Regions from separate parts of the Homo sapiens genome. Here region 2 is linked to region 1. A link is a loop called in an ENCODE intact Hi-C map of the cell type or tissue named here. Cell type or tissue: heart right ventricle. All regions are shown on one strand.

Region 1 (8,000 bases):
CCCACCTTTATGTAAATTATAAAAGCAAACCTGTAATGAAAACAAATGGGAGCCACGCATGGTGGCTCACGCCTATAATGCCAACACTTTAGGAGGCTGAGGCAAGCCCAGAAGTTTGAGGCCTATGAAACATAAGGAGACTCCATTTCTTTTTTTATTTTTATTTTTTGTTTGTTTTTTTGAGACTGAGTCTTGCTCTGTCACCGTGGCTGGAACGCAGTGGCACAATCTCGACTCACTGTAACCTCCACCTCCCAGGTAAGCAATTCTCCAACCTCAGCCTCCCGAGTAGCTGGGATTACAGGCACATGCCACCATGCCTAGCTAATTTTTGTATTTTTTTAGTTGAGATGGGGTTTCGCCTTGTTGGCCAGGCTGGTCTCGAACTCCTGACCTTGTGATCCACCCACCTCGGGCTTCCAAAGTGCTGGGATTACAGGCATGAGCCACTGCACTAGGCCAGGAGACCCCGTTTCTAAAAAAATAAAAGTAAATTAGCTGGACATGGTGGCACATGCCTGTGGTCCCAGCCACCCAGGAGTCTGAGGTGGGAGGATCGCTTCAGCCCGGGAAGTCAAGGCTGTAGGGAACCATGTTCACGCCACTGCACTCCATAGTGAGCCACACAGTGAGATCCTGTCTCAAAAAAAAAAAAAAAAAAAGGCTTGCTAAATGCTAAAATCAAGTGATATTAAACTAAGACCCAAAGGCTGAGTAACAGTTATCTTGGAGTTGTGATGGAGGCATCTGCATGGGAGACAGCGATAGATATGTCAAAGCCATGCCAAAAACTATGGTACCTGGCTCAACTGAGGAAAGGAAAGGCCAAGGCAGCCAGAATGACGCAGGATCCGACTGGAGGCCTGAGGCGGGGTAAAAGAATGAGGCATGTATTCAGAATTAGGCCACAATCATCATTTGGGATGTTATTAAAAAAAATAACATCTGAAGTTCTGCCTTATACATACATAAAACAATATAAGCTGAATCTGACTCTAGGTTAAGAGATGCCATGAAAAAGGTTTCTCAAACAAATAAAAGCCACTTAATAATAGAACCCCTGGGCCGGATGTAGTGGTTCCTGCCTGTAATCCCAGTAACATGGGAGGCTGAGGTGGGCAGCTCACTTGAGCCCAGGAGTACAAGACCAGCCTGGGCAACATAGAGACCCTGTCTCTATATTACGAAAAGCAAGAGGCAGGAGAATCACTTGAACATGGGAGGCAGAGGTTGCAGCGAGCCGAGGTTGCAGCACTCCAGCTGGGTGACATAATGAGACTCCATCTCAAAAACAAATGAACAAATAATACACAATAAAATAATAGAAACGTCTATCAAAATTAATGAAGTGATCATTAAAGTGGATCATGTTCTAAGGCTAAAATGGCTTCTATGGGGGTCAGGTGCCATGGCTCACGCCTGTAATCCCAGCACTTTGGGAGGCCGAGGCGGGTGGATCACGTGAGGTCAGGAGTTCAAGACCAGCCTGGCCAACACGGTGAAACAAAAATTAGCCAGGCATTGTGGCACATGTCTGTAATCCCAGCTACTCAGGAGGCTGAGGCAGGAGAATCACTTGAACCAGGGAGGTGGAGGTTGGAGTGAGCGGACATTGCACCATTGCATTCCAGCCTGGACAACCAGCGAAACTCCACCTCAAAAAAAAAAAAAAATGCTTTCTAAGGCAATTATTTAGTTGCCTGAGTTCCAAGAGCTGAAGATTGACACCTTCTTTCATATGGTTTTACGATAAAAGCTAGAAAGTTGAATTGCACAGACATTCCATTTAAAATTTAAATTAAAAAAACACACACTGAAAACATTTCAACATTTCAAAACAGTAACTTTTAGTTATTTGAATTCATTCAATTTTTCTATAAAGTTTACCAAACGGGTCACAATTCCTACAGAACACTGACTACACAGCAATTTAAATAAGTTGATACAACATGCTGTTAGATAAGCAATGTATCTTCACCTATTCACTAGCAAATACCTTGCTATTAAATAACACTCATCCACTACACTTACCATTTGACCGATGAAGAGACTTATACAAGGTAATGGACAGACCTAAACACTTATTTTGGCAACCAAATGTAGATTATTTTCTGAACCAGCATTTACTGATACTCTCTCTGTTATTTAATGGATGATGGGCTCATTGCCCATATGCAAAGTAAATTTCCTCTTACATTTGATGAACCATTAATTTTACTATGTAAAACACCAAAGTACCAGTTGCAAAGTAATATTACAGGACTTGCTCAATCACTCTCAAAAGACACTAACAGAACTCTAAGTATTCCACGCAGCCAACATTTAATAAAAGAAATCAAGAGCTCAGAGACGCCAAATAAAATCTCAGGGTCTCTGATTTTGAACTATCCTAGTTATGCCATTAATGGCATTTGCACACAACAAAAATAGTAACTGTTTCAATAGTACTTTTTCCACAAGCAATATCATCTTACATGTTGGCTGAATAAGTCTCATTGCCTCAAAAAGGATCAAAAGATTCTAAGTTTTGCAGTTCAACAATTGTGAACAATTTTATTTCTCATTTCAAGTGTAAAGGATATTGCTCAAATCACCGCATGAAACTCTCTCCTCATGTAAGAAAGCCTGAAATCTGATTTCTCTACCAAAAAAAAAAAAAAAATCCAGTTCTTGCAAATGGATACAAAACTACTCATAACCTGCAAAAACCATGAAACCTAAGCATGTTACATCTTAACTGTTATAAGAAAAATAGTTAAAGCAAAGGGAGCTGTCAGAGAATCTTCATTTTCCCAGTGTCTTCCAAAACTTCTTGGAACTCGTATACAAGAATACCTTTCAAAAACACAACAGAAGCAGAAAACGTCAATCGGGCACCAGGAAAAGAGCAGGCCTAGAGAAAAACCTAGACTCCCCTGCCACCGACCTTCCCAAATGACACAGATACAAGCGTTAACAGCACAATCCCTCTGAGAGGGGATTGAAACAATGTGGCAGGTACGGACACACACACATACACACACACAGGACTGAATCAATGTGGCAGGGACACACACACACAAGACTGAATCCATGTGGCAGGGACACACACACGACTGAATGTGGCAGGGACACACACACACACAGAATCCAAGTGGCAGGGACACACATACACACACTCTCACATCACTCCCCACTCCCTTCCCCAACGCCCTGGATGATGAAATGAGAAACGGAAATTAACATTTCAGGCAACGTCTCACATTGTTCCTTAAGGGCAAGAGCTGCTGTTGAAGCCGCCACCGCCGCCGCTTTCCTCCCAACTCCCTCCTCCGACCTGCCTACCCTCCCCCCTAATAACCCCCACACTGTTGGCCCGCATTCCAGTCCCTACTCGAACCTACGCGCGCCTCCAGCAACCCTGCCTTTCGCCCGCCCCCAGCAACCCTGCCTTTCGCCCGCCCCTTCCGGCTGGGATCCCGGCAGCTGCCTGCTCTCATTCCAGAAGAGCAATAATAATAGGAACGCTGGCCAGGCGCAGTGGCTCACTCCTGTAATACCAGCACTTTGGGAGGCCAAGGTGAGCGGATTACGAGGTCAGGAGATCGAGACCATCCTGGCTAACACGGTAAAACCCCGTCTTTACTAAAAATACCAAAAAAATTTAGCTAGGCATGGTGGGGGCGCCCGTAGTCCTAACTACTCGGGAGACTGAGGCAGGAGAATGGCGTGAACCCGGGAGGCGGAACTTGCAGTGAGCTGAGATCGCGCCATTGCACTGTAGCCTGAGCGACTGAGCAAGACTCCGTCTCAAAAATAAATAAATAAATAAAATAAAAAGAATACTACTACTAATAATAATAGGGACGCTGAGAATAACAACTACGACCAGAACCGAACAGCGAAGGCGCCCCTGTTGTGTGTTAGAAGTCGGCGCCCCCCGAGTTCCGCAGCAGTCAACACCTGCCCAGGGCCCCCCTCGGCAGCCCCTCACAGCAGCCCCCGGGCTCCCAGAACCCCCAGGCGCTCCCGGAAGCCCCCAGTCGGTCCCCCACAGCCCCCTGGGGACCTTCTGCCCCGCCAGCCCCGCCCCGGAGCCCCCCGTCCGCCCCGCACAGCGGCCTCGGGTCCCCCTAACCGTCGCTCCGAGCCCCTCGAGCTCCCAAGCCCGCTTGGAGCCCCCTGTTGGCCCTTCACGACCTCCCCGAGCCCCCAAAGTCCACCGCCCACCCCGATCCCGGCCCTCCAGGCCTGACCCAAGGCCCACACAGCAGCTCTGTCGGCTGGGAAGGCCTGCAGGCTGCAAGGCCGCGCGAATGCCCCGGGCCAGCCCCAACCACTGTCCCTAGGCCAGCGGCGTCTCTTACTGGGATTCGAAGACTGGACGGCTCCCCGGCGGCTCAGCGGCGGGGCGCGAGCGCTGCCCATGCAGCCCGTGGCGGCGTTTCCCCGGCGGCGCTACCGCAGCGGGAAGGCGGAGCAGGCTCGAGGCCTGGCCGAATTGCGGGCAGGCGGTATGCTAGCCCGCCACTCGGCTGCGCGGCACCTGTTGCGGAGGACTACTGAGGGGGCATCTGGCCGCAAGCTCACCGGAGGCGCCTCCCCAACTGAAGATCTCGGTCCATCTCAGGGTGGCCTCTGACTCTCCGACCCGGCGCTGGTGCAGGCTGCATGAGAAGCTCTGGCCCATTGTCCCCGCACCCCACACCCCTTATCCGTCACAGCCATTGGCCCGCCCCAGTTGGCCGCAGGGACTGAGCAAGTTATGCGGTCGGGAAGACGTGCGTTAAAGGGCTGAAGGGGAGGGACGGAACTGACAGTCTCTGTGACAGCTCTGAGGTGGGAGTAGGAGGACGTCGCATTGACGATTGGGCAGGGTCCTGCGTAAGGGAGCACACGACCCTGGAAGTAGCGAGCAACCGGATTGGCGGTTTCCTTCGCAAACGTCTTGCCTTCTGGGGCCTGGCAATTGGTCTTTCCAAGTGTCGGAAGCGACGGGGATATGGTCTGGAAACATCTGGTTTTGAACATCTGGTATTGAAGCGCTGGGAGGCAAAACGTCTGCCCCGCGCGCCCATGCGGCGAGTGTCGGTCCGTGCCCCTGCTCAAGGACAGCTCGGGCCACGTGCGCCCCGGTCCCCAGAAGGCCTGGCTCCGGACTGTGCTGCCCTGGGGCGTCACTGGGCAAGGAGAGCAGTGGGTCGGCGTCGAGGGGAGGGGACCTGGGCTTCGGAGCGGTTGCTCCGGGTGGGCACTGGCCGCGCAACCCCTCTCCCGCGCAGAGACGCTAGCTCCACCGTGAGCGGGAACGGCCCTTGGGCGGGTTGTAGCGTTGGCTCCAGATTCCCTGGGTCTCGCGCACTGAGAGCCTGAGCCGCCTGAGGGAGGCAAAGCGCCCTGGAGCCGCGTCCCCTGCCTTGCAAGTTAGTTCTCCAACACGCGAAAAGGGTAGAGAGAACTGATGCGGTGACAGAAGCATTGGGTGAAGTTCACTTGGCACCACCCAATTTCTAATTCAGCCATATTTTTCATAGTTCTACAAACAAACGTCCAGCTGGGTCTGGGTGCTGTAATCCCTGCACTTTGGGAGGCCCAGGCGAGAGGCTGTATTGAAGCCAAGAGTTTGAGACCAGCCTGGGCAAAACAGCAAGACTCCATCTCTACAAAAGTTTAAAAAATTATGTAGATATGATGGTGTGTGCTGCTAGTCCCAACTACTTGGGAAGCTAAGACGAGAGGATCGCTTGAGGCCAGGAATTTGAGACCAGCCTGGACTCCATGTATAGAAATATGTATGTGTGTGTGTGTGTGTATTTAAAAATATATATGTGTATGTGTGTGTATATGTGTGTGTTTATATGTGTGTGTATATATGTGTGTGTTTGTGTGTGTATATATATATAGATGGGTGTGATTGTGCACACTTGTGGTCCCAGCTACTTGGGAGGCTGAGGTAGGAGAATCACTGAGCCTTGGAGGTTGAGACTCTAGTGAGCTATGACTGCACCACTGCACTTCAGCCTGGCCAACAGAGCAAGACCTTGTCTTGCTCTGTTTTCATATATATATATGCTGGGTATGGTGGCGCACACCTGTGGTCCCAGCCACTCAGGAGGCTGAGATGGGAGGATTGGTTGAGTCCAGGAGGTCAAAGCTGCAGTAAGCCATGATTGCACCAGTGCACTCTTTCCTGGGCCACGGCAAGACTCTGTCTCTAAAAAAATAAAAGGGCACAGACACCCACAGAGGGATGACCACGTGAGGATGCATTGCTTGAGCCTGGGAAGTTGTGGCTACACTGAGCTGTGATCACGCCACTGCACTTACCAGGCTCAAGTGATCCTCCTGCCCTAGCCTCCTAAGCAGGTGAGACCACAGTTTTGTGTCACCACTCCCGGCTAATTAATTATTTGTAGAAATGAAGTTCTAGGTTGCTCAGGCTGGTCTGAAAATCCTGGGCTCCAGTGATCCGCCTTGGCCTCCCAAAGTGCTGGGATTATAGGCATGAGCCTCTGTGCCCAGACCAACTGAATTCTTAATTGGTGTCTTGGTAGTTCATTAGTTAATCTGCCTCAGTTTCCTTTAAATGTTTGACCCTAGGCCGTGCACAGTGTCTCTGGCCTGTAATTCCAACACTTTGGAGAGAAGTGTTTGGGATACTGAGGTGGGCAGATCACCAGAGGTTAGGAGTTCCAGACCAGCCTGGCCAACATGGTGAAACCCTGTCTCTATTAAAGATACAAAATTACCCAGGCGTAGTTGTGGGCACCTGTAATCCCAGCCACTCGGGAGGCTGAGGCAGGAGAATTCCTTGAACTCGGGAGGGAGAGGTGGGTAAGCTTCAGTTGCACCACTGCACTCCAGCCTGGGCAACGAGAGTGAAACTCTGTCTCAAAAACAAAACAAACTAAAAAATACTGAGCTTGTCCTCTGGCTAAGCTCTATTAAGAAGGTTGTGTGCTGTCATCCTGTTGTACGTATTTGAGAAAAGTTCTAGATTTCACTTCTTGTCCATCTTTCATTTGATCTTTAACAAAAAAACAAATGGAGACAAGGTCTTGCTCTGTTGGCCAGGCTGAAGTGCAGTGGTGCAGTCATAGCTCACTAGAGTCTCAACCTCCAAGGCTCAGTGATTCTCCTACCTCAGCCTCCCAAGTAGCTGGGACCACAAGTGTGCACAATCAAACCCATCTAATTTTTTTTTTTTTTCACTTTTTGTAGCAGTGAAGTCTTGATCGCCTGGCTTCAAGTGAACCTCTGGAGAGACAGGACTAGCTGGATTTTCTAGGCCAACTAAGAATCCCTAAGCCTAGCTGGGAAGGTGACTACATCCACCTTTAAACATGGGGCTGGCAACTTAGCTCACACCCAACCAATAAGGTAGTAAAGAGAGCTCACTAAAATGCTAATTAGGCAAAAACAGGAGGTAAAGAAATAGCCAATCATCTATTGCCTGAGAGCACAGAGGAAGGGACAATGATCGGGATATAAACCCAGGCATTCAAGCCAGCAATGGCTACCCTCTTTGGGTCCCCTCCGTTTGTATGGGAGCTCTGTTTTCATGCTATTTTAAAGTCTTGCAACTGCACACTCTTCTGATCCATGTTTGTTACAGCTTGAGCTGAGCTTTTGCTCACCATCCAGCAATGCTCTTTGCCACCATCACAGACCCGCCACTGACTTCCATCCCTCTGGATCCAGCAGGGTGTCAGCTGTGCTCTTGATCCAGTGAGGCACCTGTTGCCACTCCCAGTTGGGCTAAAGGCTCACCATTGTTCCTGCAAGGCTAAGTGCGCGGGTTTGTCTAGTTGAGCTGAACTAGTTGAGCTGGGTTCCACAGTTCTCTTCTGTGACCCATGACTTCTAATAGAGCTGTAACACTCACAGCATGGCCCGAGATTCCTACTTGGAATGCATGAGGCCAAGAACCCCAGGTCAGAGTAGAAGAGGCTCACCACCATCTTGGAAGTGGCCCCCACCATCTTGGGAGCTCTAGAAGCAAGTCCCCCTGGCAACCTTTT
Region 2 (8,000 bases), 52 kb before region 1:
TGTAAAGTAAAACAGTAACTCTGGAAGACAGTCTGTCAGTCTTTTTTTTTTTTTTTTTTTTGGAGAAGGAGTCTCACTCTGTCGCCCAGGATGGAGTGCAGTGGCGCGATCTCAGCTCACTGCAACCTCTGCCTCCCCGGTTCAAGTGATTCTCCTGCCTCAGCCTCCCGAGTAGCTAGGACTACAGGTGTGTGCCACCACACCCAGCTAATTTTTGTAGTTTTAGTAGAGATGGGGTTTCACCATGTTGGCAAGGCTGGTCTTGAACTCCTTACTTCAAGTGATCCACCCACCTCGGCCTCCCAAAGTGCTGGGATTACAGGCATGAACCACTGCACCCAGCTCCTGTCAGTCTTAAAACAAACATAATTACCATAAAACCCAGCAACCTCACTCCTGGACATTTGTCACAGAAAAATAAAAACATTTGTCCACAAAGAAGTTGTACATAATTGTTCAAAGCAGTTTTATTTACAACAAAAATCCGTATACAACAAAAAGCTTCAACCAACAATGGTGAATGGTTAAAAAATATTATGGTGCATACATCCATGAAATCCTAGTTAGCTGTAAAAAAGGAATGAAATATTGACATACACAATAATCTGGATGGATCTCAAGAGTGTTGTGCTAAGTAAAAAGTGTCTCCAAAGGTCATGAATGGTTTATTTCATTTACACAGAATTTCAGAAATGACAAATTTATTGAAATGGAGAACTAATTTATGGTTGCCCTGGGTGAGGACACCACTGGGCTGGAAGCAGAGGGATGGCTGAGCCCACGAGGTTAGTGTGAGGGAGATCCTCACAGTAGTGCAACAGTTCTGCACTTTGACTGCGTTGATGGTGATAGGAACCCATATTTAAGATGAAATAACACAGCCCCATGTGCACACACTGTACCAGTGTCAATATCCTGATCTGATATTCTACTACAGATAAGCTGTCAACCACTGGGGGAATCTAGGTGAAGGGGAAACACAGGATCGCCCTGTACTATCTTTGCAACTTACAAGGAGTCAAATAGTTATTTCAATATAAAAGTTATTTTTTAAAAAAGGTGTTGTTCACTCTAGGAATAAGTTTTGAATAACAAATTAAAAGCTCTCAATTTAGGTCGATGATACAACTGCAATCTATCTTTTCTCTTAAAATGTATCTATATAACTTTGCTATACTAGTATAAAAATATTCATATTTCACAAATAAATTGCTTTTCATAACAGCCCTTCCCAAACATGAACAGTCTTAAATTTTGGAAATGGACAAAATTTCAGCAGTGCTAATGTACTACGATGGTATTGAAGCAACAATCAGATTTAAATAATACGTAGATTTTTAAAAATATTTTTAAATAAAAAAGACCTATCAAGTTTATACATATATAGACTTTCAAATATACTTTCAAACCTTCAGTTTTAATTCTATTTTTAGGAAACAGTTATGTAACAACATAGGAAAATGGTAGCATCAATTAGACTGAACACAATATGCTCATTAGCAAACAATCTTTCATGTATGACTTGAGAAAGTCTAGAAAGATTCAGAAGCAAACCATGTAAAGCTGTACAGCAGAGCCAAGGTGAAAACAAGAAACCAGGAAAGAAAGCAAAACTTCAAATACATGAATCAAAAACAGACAGAATTGAAGGAAAAAATAGATATTGCAACAGAAATATTGACAAAATTCAACACCACACTTTCAATAATTGTAGGACAACTAGATAGAAGATATATAAGGAAAAAGAAGATTTAAACAATGCTGCAGACCAACTAGTAGAGAAATCTATAGAGCATTCCACTCAACAGGAGCAGAATATAGATTTTGCTCAAGTGCATACAGAACATTCACAAGGATATCCAATGTGTTAGGACATTAAACAAAGTTGAATACATTTAAACAGACAGAAATAATATAAAGTGGCCAGGCGCTGTGGCTCATGCCTGTAATCCCAAACTTTAGAGGCTGAGGTGGCCGATAGCCTAAGGTTGGGAGTTCGAGACCAGCCTGGTCAGCATGGTGAAACCCTGTCTCTACTAAAAATGCAAAAACTAGCTGGGCATGATGGCAGGCACCTGTAATCTCAGCTACTTGGGAAGCTTAGGCAGGAGAATTGCTTGAACCCAGGAGGCAGAGGTTGCAGTGAGCCAAGATCATACCATTGCACTGCAGCCTGGGCAATAGCGTAAGACTCCGTCTCAAAAAAAAAATAAATAATAATAATAATAATAATAAAGTATGTACTCCAACTACAATGGAATGGAATTAGAAATCAATAACAAAGAAATTTAGAAAATTTATAAATATGTGGAAATTCATATTCATTAATAAACTATGAATCAGGCCACATAAGGTGACTCACAGCTCTAATCCCAGGACTTTAGGAGGCTGAGGTAGGAGAATCCCATGAGGCCAGGAGCTTAAGACCAGCCTGGGCAATACAGCAAGATGCTGTTTCTACAACAAAATTTAAAAGTTATTCAGGTGTGTTATGTGTGCCAGTATTCCTAGCTATTTGAGAGGCTGAAGCAGGAGGAATGCTTGACCTCAAGAGTTCAAGGTTATAGTGATCATCATAGTGAACTATAATCATGCCACTGTACTCCAGACTGGGTAACAGAGCAAGAACCTGTCTCCATTTAAATAAATAAATTAATAAGGAACGAAGCAAATAAGAAATCACAAGGGAAATCAGCAAATTATTTTGAAATGTATGAAAACAATTAGAAAATACCAAACATCATGAAATACAGAAAGACAGTGCTTAGATGAAAATTTGTAGTTTTAAGTACCGGTATTGAAAAAGAAGGCCTCGAAATCAATAATCTGACCTTCTGCCTTAATAAACTATAAAAAGAAAAGTAAACTGAAAAGAAAGCAAGTGGAAGGAAACAATACAAATAGAAACCAATAAATCTAATAAAGAACAGAAAAACAATTGAGAAAAATCATTAAAACCAAAAGTTGGTTATTTTAAAAGATCAACAAAATTAAGAAACCTTTAGCTAGTGACCAAGGAAAAAAGAGAAAAGAGTTCAATTATTAAAATCAGACACAAAAGGGGGTAAGTTACTACCAACATTACAGAAATGAAAAGGACTACAAAGAAATCCTGAAAACAACTGCATAGCAACAGTTGAGATAACCTAGATAAAGAGAACAAATTCTGAGAAGGACACAAACTAACAAAATTGACTCATGAAGAGGCAGACAATCTGAATAACTCTCTAACAAGTAAAGAAACTGAATTAGTAATTTTTTTTAAAAATTAAAGTCCAGTCCTGGATGGTTTCATTGGTGAATTCTACCAAACCCTTAACAAAGAACTAATAATAATTCCTCACAAACTCTTCCAAAAAACAGAAACACTTTCTAACTCATTCTACTAAGGCCAATGTTACCCTGACACAAAAACAAACATAACACAAGAAAAAGCAAAAGAAAAAAACTATAAGCCAATACATACTTTATGAATAGAGATGCAAAAAGCCTTAACAAAACATTAACAAATCAAATCCAACAACACACAGGATTATATATGCATGATCAAGGGTTATTTATTCTGGCCTCTGTATTCAGTTAAAGAGATGAGCCTTTCAATGGACTGGAAGGCCTGCAGAGCTCTCCCACTCAGCAGTCTGTGCTGTCAAAGCAATGGACTACAAGTGAGTAATTTGCATGTGACAAACTATGAAGGCAGCCTAAATGATTTTACTACACTATTCTTAAGAAGAGCAGCCGAAATATTTGAAAAGAAGAGCACATTATACTCCAATACTGGCAAACGATGGCTTCAAAATACAAGCATTAACACTCAAAAAATAAGTATCACCAATTGCAAAGAGAATTAATAAGAAGTCTTCCAGAAGGAAAAGCAATTAGGATGATAATCAGTTAAGGTAACACCAGCTATGGTAAATGACTAATCTTGCAAACTAAAGTGCTTAACAGTAGGAGTTTATTTCTCTTTCAAATACAGTTCATTTGGTAATGGAAGGGGAGGGGTTCTGTTCCACACATTTATTCAGGAAGCCAGACTCATGGAAGCTTTGCCATCTTTAACAAGCAGTTTCCAAGACTCTGCTAGTCGTGGTCACCTACCCAACAATGGGGAAGAGAAAAGCAGGTACCTGCAAAAGAGGTTAGGTGCAAGGCTAGATGTGATATACCAGACTTTTGGCTCCACTTTCTGCCACATTTCAGTGACATGGTCCCACCTAACAGCATGAAAGGAAGTCTACCTGTGCTTGCAAGAGGAAAGGGAAATGAGTTGGAAAACTAGCCAGCCAGTCCCTGCCACAGTTAGGAAAATAAAAACTCGCATGAAACACAATAATAAAGTAAATGTATCAAGTAGACAGAGGTCACTAGATTACCAGGTAGAGCTGAACTCCTGTTACAATGTTAATAACCATAACTACAACTGAAAGAAAACATTTTTCTTCTTTCTTATGACTAAAAATGTTCCTTTTAAAAGTATGTTGTTTATAAACAAAAACTAAATCAGTAACTCTGAAATCTAACTTATTTTTGTAGGGTTTTCATACTAAAAATAATAAGATACATGCTTAGTTTCTAATAAAAATAATAACATGCTTAGATTCCTATAAAACTGCTCGTTTATTTAATAAAGTCAGAAAGGCAGGGCAGAAAGAATCTCTGGATATTACCTGATATACTTCCTTCATTTCAGAGAAGATGAAAACGTGCGCCTATTTGGCAAGGTCATACACCCGGAAATTGACCAAAGTGACTCGAACTCAGGTTTCCTGATTTCCGACAGTTTTTCTTTTTTTTTAATTTTTAACTTTTTCATGTCACTTACTATTTATTTTTATTATACTTTAAGTTCTGGGATCCATGTGCAGATGTGCAGGTTCATTACACAGGTATACACATGACATGGTGGTTTGCTGCACCCATCAACTGGTCATCTACATTAGGTATTTCTTCTAAAGCTATCCCCTCCATAGCCCCCCACCGCCCAACATTCCCAGTGTGTGATGTTCCCCATGCGGTGTTTGGTTTTCTATTCCTCTGTTACTCTGCTGAGAATGATGGCTTCCAGCTTCATCTATGTCCCTGCAGAGGACATGAACTCATCCTTTTTTATGTCTGCATAGTATTCCATAGTGTATATGTACCACATTTTCTTTCCCTAGTCTATCACTGACAGGCATGTGAGTTGGTTCCATGTCTTTGCTATTGTGAATAATGTTGCTATAAACATACGTATGCATGTGCCTTTATAACAGAATAATTTATAATCCCTTGAGTATATACCCAATAATGGGACCACTGGGTCAAATGGTGTTTCTGGTTATAGATTCTTGAGGAATAGCCACACTGTCTTTCACAATGGTTGAACTAATTTACACTCCCACCAACAGTGGAAAAGTGTTCCCATTTCTCCACATCCTCTCCAGCATCTGTTGTTTTCTGACTTTTTAATGATCACCATTCTAACTGGCGTGAGATGGTATCTCATTGTGGTTTTGATTTGCAGTTTTCTCTAACGACCAGTGATGAAGAGTTTTTTGTCATGTTTGTTGTCTGCATAAATGTCATCTTTTGTGACGTGTCCGTTCATACCATTCACCCACTTTTGGATGGGTTTGTTTCTTGTAAATTTGTTTAAGTTGTTGGTAGCTTCTGGATATTAACCCTTTGTCAGATGGATAGATTGAAAAAAATGTTTTCTCCCATTCTGTAGGTTGTCTGTTCACTCTTATGATAGAACAAAATTAACTTGGCCACAGTAGGCTTCTATCCAATTACCTCTTTTTTATCTTTGTGTTTTGAAAGTTCAGGCCATATAAATAGGAACTTTTCTGTAAAGTCCACCTCTACTCAGTAGGCAAAACTATCTGTTCATACATACCGCTAAACATTTATTTTTTTTTCTTTGTTTTTGAGATGGAGTCTCACTCTGTCACCCAGGCTGTAGTGCAGTGGCGTGATCTGGGCTCACTGCAACCTCTGCCTCCAAGTTCAAATGACTCTCCCGTGTCAGCCTCCTGAGTATCTGGGATTACACGCATGCGTCATCCAGCTAATTTTTTCATTGTTAGTAAAGATGGGGTTTCCCCATATTGGCCAGGCTGGACTCAAACTCTTAACTTCAGGTGATCTGCCTGCCTCAGCCTCCTAAACTGTTGGGATTACAGGCATGAAATATGATGCCCGGCCACCCCTAAACATTTCTTTACATGAGTCAATACTCACACAATTAGGATTATTACTGTCAATGTATGTACTTTCACCAGTAAATAGAATATGAACTCTTTGAAGGTTGCTGCCTTTTGTATCCTGAGCAAAAATTAGTGCCTGGTACATACATAATTATTTGCTGAATTGACGAATAAAACTGCAAATGCAAAATAGCAATCAAATTTTAATAACAATCATTTAATTAGATATCATTATGAATCTGAATGAAAACACACATCGGATACATAGGTCCTGATAGGATTATTTTTAAGCAAATATATCACACAGCAGATGCATTTTTAAATATCAACAATTAAACATGATTTAGATATTAATGAATTCAATATATTATCAAATAAAATTTTTATAGGATCATTTCTACTTTTATCTTTTAGAATGAAAATTAAACTACTAGATTATCATCCCCGTAACTGGAGTGCATATATTTTCTTTGTAAAGCAGCTTCATCAAAAAATGAGGACTCTTTTTTCAAAGGTTTCATGCGTCTATTATAGTCAAAGTAAAATACTCTTTCTACAGAATATTTCTCATTGCTGCATACTAAAAATGTAATAAAAATTGTTTTTGCTTGTGTAGATGGTTGTAAATTTCAATTTTTGCAATAATAATATATAGATAAGTTTTTTAAAAAGTAAAAATACCAGTTTTTTATGAAGTCCTAAAAAACACCATGTTGGACAGAATTAATTGATTCTGCAAAGAGTTTTACAAAAGATTTAATTATCTATATGCAGGTCTATAAATTAACACAATTCCATTCCAAAGAAGAAATAGCTATAGAAACAACTAAAATAATGTTACAATTAAAATTTTGCAGCAAGACATGATAGCTCATGCACTTTGGGAGACCAAGGCGGGTGGATCACCTGAGGTCAGGAGTTCTAGACCAGCCTGGCCAACATGGTGAAACACTGTCTCTACTAAAAAGACAAAAATTAGCCAGATGTGGTGGCACAGGGCAGTAATCCCAGCTACTTGGGGGGCTGAAGCAGGAGAATCACTTGAACCCGGAAGGGAGAAGTTGCAATGAGCCAAGATAACATTGCCCTCTACCCTGGGCAAGAGAGCGAGACTCTGTCTCAAAAAAAAAAAAAAAAAAAAAAATTGTTGAAGTAACTAACACTTATAATTTGTATATAAAAATTGATATTTTAATTCACATTTTAGTTAAAATGCTAAGATTTTTTTACCATTAGTGAGCATTTAGTGGTGACTTTAAAAGTGTTTCATGTCAGCCAGGCATGGTGGCTCATGCTGGTAATCTCAGCACTTTGGAAGGCCAACGTGGGATGATTACTTGAGCCCAGGAGTTTGAGACCAGCCCAGGCAACATGGCAAAACTCCACTTCCACAAAATGTTTAAAAAGTAGCCGGGTGCAGTGGTAGGCCCACGGTCCCCACTACTTGGGAGGCTAAGGGTTGAGGATGGCTTCAGCCAGGGAGGTCAAAGCTGCAGTAAGCCATGTTCATGCCACTGTACTTCAGCCTGGGCAGCAGAGCAAGACCTTGTCTCAAAAGAAAAAATTTCAAGTATGAAAAAATGTTAAATACTGCCATTTATGTGTCCTCTGTTAGTCCTTAACCAATACGTATAACATAGCAGGTACTGCATTATAAAAAACAATGTCCTCCCCATTAGACTACATGGCCAAGGAAAGTGACGACAGTGGTCCTCCAATGTCCAACACAGAACAGAGAACATCATAAACCAAACACGTAATGGACATTAAAGTATAAATCTACAACTGAATAAGCAAGCAAACAAAAAA

Evidence for each region. Hi-C counts contacts between places; a loop is a spot of excess contacts. Peaks named below come from ENCODE experiments on the same cell type or tissue, not always from the same donor. Only the 100,000 strongest peaks of a DNase experiment are listed, where the experiment ranks them.
Region 2: it touches region 1 in a loop (3-fold over the local background); 6 of 110 quality-filtered maps call a loop at or near these places.

Annotation. Positions count from the first base shown.
Region 1 is chrY:19,072,699-19,080,698 of GRCh38, forward strand. TTTY14 (testis expressed transcript, Y-linked 14) reads right to left here and starts at 4,849. Exons shown (of 3, transcript NR_125735.1): 1 at 4,347-4,849. LOC124905306 (a long non-coding RNA gene) reads left to right here and starts at 7,158. Exons shown (of 2, transcript XR_007068460.1): 1 at 7,158-8,000. In heart right ventricle, no CTCF peak of the experiment used is centred here; DNase peaks (open chromatin) are centred at 3,443 and 4,703; H3K4me3 peaks cover 3,299 bases; H3K27ac peaks cover 3,593 bases.
Region 2 is chrY:19,020,471-19,028,470 of GRCh38, forward strand. The region is part of intron 1 of TTTY14 (testis expressed transcript, Y-linked 14); the gene reads right to left. Among named protein-coding and RNA genes, the nearest start is that of TTTY14, 53 kb to the right of the region's middle. In heart right ventricle, no CTCF peak of the experiment used is centred here; no DNase peak of the experiment used is centred here.